Regions from separate parts of the Homo sapiens genome. Here region 2 is linked to region 1. Evidence: chromatin contacts called from ENCODE Hi-C data. All regions are on one chromosome and are shown on one strand. The core of a region is the stretch at or near the end of the contact, and the rest is flanking DNA. Distances in the headings are between cores, read along the strand shown. Region 1 overlaps RSAD1 (radical S-adenosyl methionine domain containing 1). Region 2 has its middle 18 kb from the start of WFIKKN2.

Region 1 (3,261 bases), core at 330-2,829:
ACAACTGGCCTGTATTCTTCAAAAATGCCAGTGTCATGAGAGACAAAGAAAGGCTGAGAATCTAAAGGAGACAGAAGAGACAGCTGAATACAATGTGTGGCCCCTGACTGGGGAGGAAGGAGGAAATTACTACAGTAGATGTTATTGGGACCATTAGCCAAATTTGAATATGACAATGTATTATGTAATGGTGTTGTGTCAGTGTTGCATTTCCTGAACTCTGTAATTGGATTGCAGTTATGTAAGAGAATGTCCTTGTTCTTTAGGAAATACACACCTAAGTATTTAGAGGTTAGGGAGTATAATATCTATAACTGCTATTCAATATAGTGGCCACTAGCCACAGACTAGTGAGCATTTGAAATGTGGTAAGTTAAGTTTAATTCACTTAAATTTAAATAACCACATGTGGCTACTACCTATCATATTGGACAGTACAGATATGAACATTTCCACCATTGTAGAAAGTTCTTTTGGACAGTGCTGGTTTATAATTTACTGTTAAATGATTCAGCATAATAACAGGTATGTATGTTTAAAGAGAAACAAATATGGACAAATGGTGAATCAAGATGAAGGTTTTTTTTGTGATTTTCTTTCAACTTTTCTATAGGTTAGAATTATTTAAAATTGAAAAGTAAAGTAAATAAAGACTTGATTTTGGAGTCAGACAGTCCTAAATTCCAGGTCGAACTTTGCAACTGTATGGCCTGGACAAGTTACTTAACACCTCTGAACCTCAGTTTTCTCATCTGTAAAATAGAACTAATATTGGAGGGTTACAAAGATTAAATTAGACACTACATAAAGGTGCTTGGCACATAGCGACCCTTCTGTGAATGGCAGCTCTTGGTGCCAGCTTGACCTTCCCCCTCCTGCCTTCCAGCTGCCTGCCACGTGCTGCGTTCTCCCTGTATCTGTGTCTACAATGGGGAGGAGGGTTCTTGTCTCTCTCTGAGCTGCTGGTATGCTTACACCCACCCTCTTTTCCCAGTCCCTAGATGACACTGAGCTCCGGCTGTTGGGACGGACGCACTCGGCCTGCGATGCTCTGCGGACGCTGGCAGAGGCCCGGCGCCTCTTTCCCGGGCGCGTGTCTGTAGACTTGATGCTGGGGCTGCCGGCACAGCAGGTGGGGCCGTGGCTTGGGCAGCTGCAGGAACTGCTGCACCACTGTGATGACCACCTCTCCCTCTACCAGCTGTCCCTGGAGCGGGGCACCGCACTCTTCGCCCAGGTGCAGCGGGGTGCCCTTCCAGCCCCTGACCCGGAGCTCGCAGCTGAGATGTACCAGAGGGGCCGGGCTGTCCTTCGGGAGGCTGGCTTCCACCAGTATGAGGTCTCCAACTTTGCCCGGAATGTAAGTTCTGGGGCTGATGGCTGGAGGTGGAGGATGGGCAGACTGCAGTGTGACCAGGGCGTTGTGACCTTCTGAAGAGAAGGATCCTGGCCGAGATGGTGGGACATTCTAACCTGGGGCCCCTTACCTGAGTCTAAAAATGAGGCCTGCCCTCTTCACTCTGCACTATTTCCTCCCTCCCCGCAGGGGGCGCTCAGTACCCACAATTGGACTTACTGGCAGTGTGGTCAGTACCTTGGCGTTGGGCCTGGTGAGTCCCGTGAACTACAGAAAGGGTGACTCAGGAGAGGAATGTCGTGGCTGTGTGAACTTGGGCCACATTAACCTCTCCAAGCCTCTATTTTCTCATATGTAAAATGTGGCAAAAAATAATACCTCCCTATAGAACTGTTGAGCATGAATTATAAGGGGCTTAATGTTGCACCTTGCACTAGGGTTCTCAGCCTTTAGTGTGTATGAGAATCTCCTGGAGGGCTTGTTAAAACCCAAGCTGCTGGGCCCCACCCTCAGAATTCCCAATTGGACAGGGCTAGAGGAGAGCCCAAGAATTTATATGTCTTGGCATTTTGGGATAGATGATTAAAAAAAAAAGAAAAAGAAAAAAGGGCCTGGTGTCATGTGCCTCTAATCTGAGCTACTTGGGAAGCTGAGGTGGAAAGATCGTTTGACCCCAGGCGTCCAAGACCAGCCTGGGCAGTATAGTGAGACACCACCTCAAAAAAAAAAAAAAAAAAAAGAAAGAAAGAAAGAAAGAAAAGAAAAGAAAAATAATTTATATTTCCAGTATGTTAGAGGCAGTTGCTCCAGGGACCACATGATTTAAATCTGGTAAACACATAGTATTAACAGCCATTAATGTGGGGATGGTTGTTGATGTTGTCAGGGGCCCATGGACGATTTATGCCCCAGGGGGCTGGAGGCCACACCCGGGAGGCTCGGATCCAGACACTGGAGCCTGACAACTGGATGAAGGAGGTGATGCTGTTTGGCCATGGCACCCGGAAGCGTGTCCCCCTGGGCAGGCTGGAGCTGTGAGCATCCAAGGGCACAGGGCTCTCCTCCAGGATCCCCACACCCCAAGACCATGTCTATTTGTATATCTTTTATTTCCTGTCTTGTCCTGGCCCCTGCCTTGCCACATACTGTATGGTCCCTGTTAGCCTCCTCTAAATGCATCCCAGTGTAGAATTTGGAGAATGGGAGGAGCACAGGCCTCCTCTCTAAGACTCCTTGGTGATTTTTCTTTGAGGCTGGAGGAAGTTTTGGCCCTGGGGCTACGCACCGATGTGGGGATCACTCACCAGGTAAGGAGTTAGGATTCTTGCACACCACTCCCTCCTAAAGTCTTGCAGAATCAATGCCCCCTCCCTGCCACCCCCCCCACACACATATACCTCCAATTTCTGTGAGATTGGCAGCTAGAAGTGGGGCCCAGGTCCAGCTGAGGCCTGATGGGCAGAAGCAGTGAGCAGTGGTGCATAGCTAAGAACCCTAGACCAGGGCTGCAGAGACCCAAGTTCCAGCCCTCATTTTACTGCAACCTTGGACACAAATCCTTTCACCTCTCTTAACCTCAATTTTCTGAGCTCTGTGAAGCAATAGATAGATAAAGGGTTTCCACTTGTTTTTAGGGAGCACTGAAACCTCTCATAGGAAGCACAGTAGATAATTATCAAGCAAATCCAGAGCTGCTCTGGATAAAGCAGAGCCATAAAGCCCTGGCTAGAGCTGGCTGAGAGGGGAGGGAAGAGAGGAGGCATAGAGGAAGGCCTGGCTTGGCTGGAAGCTGGGTTCCAGTCTCAGTGGAATAGGAGTGAAGCTGCCCTCCTCCCTGCTGGCCCATTGGCCTGGTTCTGCTTTCATGCATGTCAGCTGCTGAGATCTCCATGCTGAACTGGACC
Region 2 (3,261 bases), core at 404-2,903, 340 kb after region 1:
CCCCTTTCCACACCTGTTCCTCCCCGCTTCTTCCTTGTCTCTGGAGCAGCACGGAATGGGTGTTCAACGTGGTTTGTTGATGGTCAATGGCTGGGAGGGACAGTGGTACTTCCTGTTTCTGAGGGCTATGGCCGCTGACCTGGTTTGGGGAACTGACTGCCCCTGGGCTAAACTTCTATACAGTTGCCTTTGGGTGGCCATTGGTGCCCAAGCCCTGGGCGTCCTCTTAGAGCCAGGGGACCATCTAAGCCTGAGCAATCATATCTGTTCTTTTAATTGCAGTCAAATGCATGTAATGTAAAATTTACCTGAAGTGGTAATTTTAAGTTGTACAGTTCAGTGGCATTTAGTCCATTCACAACATTGTGTGGCCATCACCATGATTTAGTTCTAGAATATCTTCACCATCCCAAAAGGAAACTTGTGACCTATCAGCAGGCCTCCCTACCCAATTCCCTGCTTCCCTCAGCCTGGCAACGATTAACCTGCTTTCTGTCTCTACCTATTTGCCTGTTCTGGACATTTCACATAAATGGAATCAATATGTGGGCTTCTGTGTCTGGCTTCTTTCACGTGGCATAATGTCTTCAAGGCTCATCACGTTGTAGTGTGTATCAGAACTTCCTTCTTTTATAAGGCTGAGTAATATTCCATTGTGTGGATGGACCACATTTCTATATTTGTTCTTGAAGGAAGTGGAAGGGAGTGGAGGCTCCATGGCAGGGCAGGTATATGCCGGGGGCTGGAAAAATTCAACCAGGAGCACAACGATGCCAGCTCCTTGGGGTGTGGCTGGGGGTGCTGCAGCCCCTGAATCATCTGTCAACCCCATCTGTGGTTTCCCACACCGTGGTGAAGGCTTGAGGTGAGTGCTGTAGGGCTGACAGCCACGGGGTCATTACGGGTGAGATTATCCAGCGTCCGAGCTTTCTGCCCTACAGCCCCACATTCTTTATGCCTCAGGCAGCTTCTTCAAACCTCCCCGCGGAGACAGGAGGTCCCCTCCTCGGTCAGGGGAGGGTGAGGGCTCCGTGCCCCACGGTGCCGCGGTCAGCAACACGGGTTGAGCCCACGCGGGGCTCCCCCCAGCAGGGGGCGCTGAGACAAGTCGGGTTCCAGGGGCCTTTCTCCTACCAGGGCTGCTTGTGAATTTCTCCTACTTGGGCTGCTTGTGAATTTCCACCTTGCTGCGGTGTCTTCTTCCTCGGTTTACTTCACACATATTTGAGTGAGGATTACTTGCCCTTGGGGAGTCTGGACGGCTCCCCAATTTTGGGATGCAGCTAGTGCTGTACTGGCCGCCTCATAACCACCCAGGGAGCGTGTGAAAAGGCAAATTCCTGGACATGATCCCAGTGGGACCAGGACAGAGTCCATGAGGCCTCCAGGTGATTCTCATGCCCAGGCTTGGGACTCCACACGGCCCTCCTTCAAGTTCACGATCTGCAGACATCAGGCTTCTGCCTTCTACGCTGCACCGTCTTGCTTGCGGGCTCATCTCTCCTTTTAATCAATCCATTCAGGTGAACCAACCACAGAGAAATGGCTTATTCTATGTTTACACCTGAAAAATATTCATTCATTCATTAGTTCAATAGAACTTTATAGAACGCCCTATGCCAGGCACCAGATATACCTTGGTGAATAAGACACGGTTCCTGCCTTGAGGTCTGGCTGGGGAGGCGTGTCAATACATTCCAATGTGATGAATGCTAGGAAAAGCAAAACGCTACGATCAGCTCAGGGTGGGATCACAGAAGTGGATGCCTGGCTTACCTGGCTCGAATTTGGGGAATCACCAGGAAGAGGTGATTTCTCAGTGGAGACTAGCAGGATGAGCAGGAAAATTCCCCGGGGACAGGAAGTCAGAAAGCAGAGAGCAGTGACAATTCTGGTGGGGGGCGGAGGGAAGCAGAGAACTGAACCAAAACATCATAATTTGGGCATAGGCATTTTAGCATTCTAGATTTTCTTTAAAATTCATGATTCAAGAGATAAAAATATAAGTTTGTTTCTAGATATATGACTAAGGTCTCAAAGAGAACTACTTCCCTAATTAGTCCACTATGGAAAGATGTATTCAGATTATTTACGGATAGGGGAAGGCCCTGCATAACTTCTGTGTCAGTCTCCGGAATGGCTCATATGCAAATGGAGAAGGAATCACTGGATCTGGGTGGATGCCTTCTGGGGAACAGAGTTGTCTTTCGGTGTTCCAGGAGCTGCAGATACAACTTTGAAGGCAGTGGCTCGAAACCCTGGCTGCAAGTAAAAATCACCTGGGAGTTTTTTTTTAATTTTTTATTTTTATTTTTATTATTTTTTTTGAGACGGAGTCTTGTTCTGTCGCCCAGGCTGGAGTACAGTGGCATGATCTCGGCTCACTGTAACCTCTGCCTCTTGGGTTCAAGCGATTCTCCTGCCTCAGCCTCCCGAGTAGCTGGGATTACAGTCATGTGCCACCACACCTGGCTAATTTTTGTTATTTTTAGTGGAGATGGCATTTCACCATGTTGGCCAGGCTGGTCTCGAACTCCTGACCTCAAGTGATCCACCCACCTTGGCCTCCCAAAGTGCTGGGATTACAGGCATGAGTCACTACACGCCTGGCCACCTAGGAGCTTCTTAAATCTACCACACATGGCAACCACTCTGGCAACTGATATATTAACTGTTTGGGGCTAGGGTGCAATGTCTGGGTGGAAGGGGAAGCTTCTGTAAAGGAGATGAAGAAGAAGCTACCAGGGAAGTGGGTAGAAAGCCAGGAGAAAAAAGGTCACAACACAGATGTAGGGGGAGAGTGGTCAGGAAGGAGGATGTGGTCAACAGGTCACAAGCTGCAGAAAGGCAAGAAAACGAGGACTGGTTGTGTCATTTAGGGCCATGGTAGTCACTAGCAGCAGGTGACTTTAGCAGCAGGTGACTTTAGCAGCAGGCTTGTCAGCAAAGTAACGTGTGGGAGGCTGGATCACAGAGTTCAGGAGAATGAGTTCAGGGACTTGGGAGGTGAGAAAATGGAGCCAGGATGCGGACTGACTTGGAAGGTAGAAAGAGGCAGGGCTGTTCATGGAGGGGGAATACGGGGTGGAAGGAATGATGTAATGATCTGTTGAGGATAAGAGAGACATGAATGTGTATAAAGGTGGCAGGTATTTGGGAGACAGAAGGCGTAATTGATGGTATAAAGTTCCTAAGGAGGTGGAAAGAAAGGGAAGTGTTGGGATCCAACACATTGTTGGCAGCATTGACCTTAAATAGGAG

The links. Hi-C counts contacts between places; a loop is a spot of excess contacts on that map. Pooled maps may share reads with other maps.
Region 2: a pooled map shows a loop between it and region 1 (2.8-fold over the local background). The contact joins two enhancer-like sites. A Hi-C loop is called at or near these places in 2 of 50 pooled maps.

What each region holds. Positions count from the first base shown.
Region 1 is chr17:50,481,097-50,484,357 of GRCh38, forward strand. RSAD1 (radical S-adenosyl methionine domain containing 1) reads left to right here. Exons shown (of 9, transcript NM_018346.3): 4 at 995-1,360; 5 at 1,547-1,610; 6 at 2,244-2,391; 7 at 2,610-2,664. Among named protein-coding and RNA genes, the nearest start is that of RSAD1, 3.9 kb to the left of the region's middle. RefSeq lists an enhancer at 1,412-1,706. Within about 2 kb of position 1,580, at least 17 of the 41 ENCODE cell types and tissues checked have a DNase peak (open chromatin) inside an H3K27ac peak, as active enhancers do.
Region 2 is chr17:50,816,343-50,819,603 of GRCh38, forward strand. No RefSeq gene overlaps it. Among named protein-coding and RNA genes, the nearest start is that of WFIKKN2, 18 kb to the right of the region's middle. RefSeq lists enhancers at 1,265-1,344, 2,948-3,007. Within about 2 kb of position 1,654, at least 3 of the 41 ENCODE cell types and tissues checked have a DNase peak (open chromatin) inside an H3K27ac peak, as active enhancers do.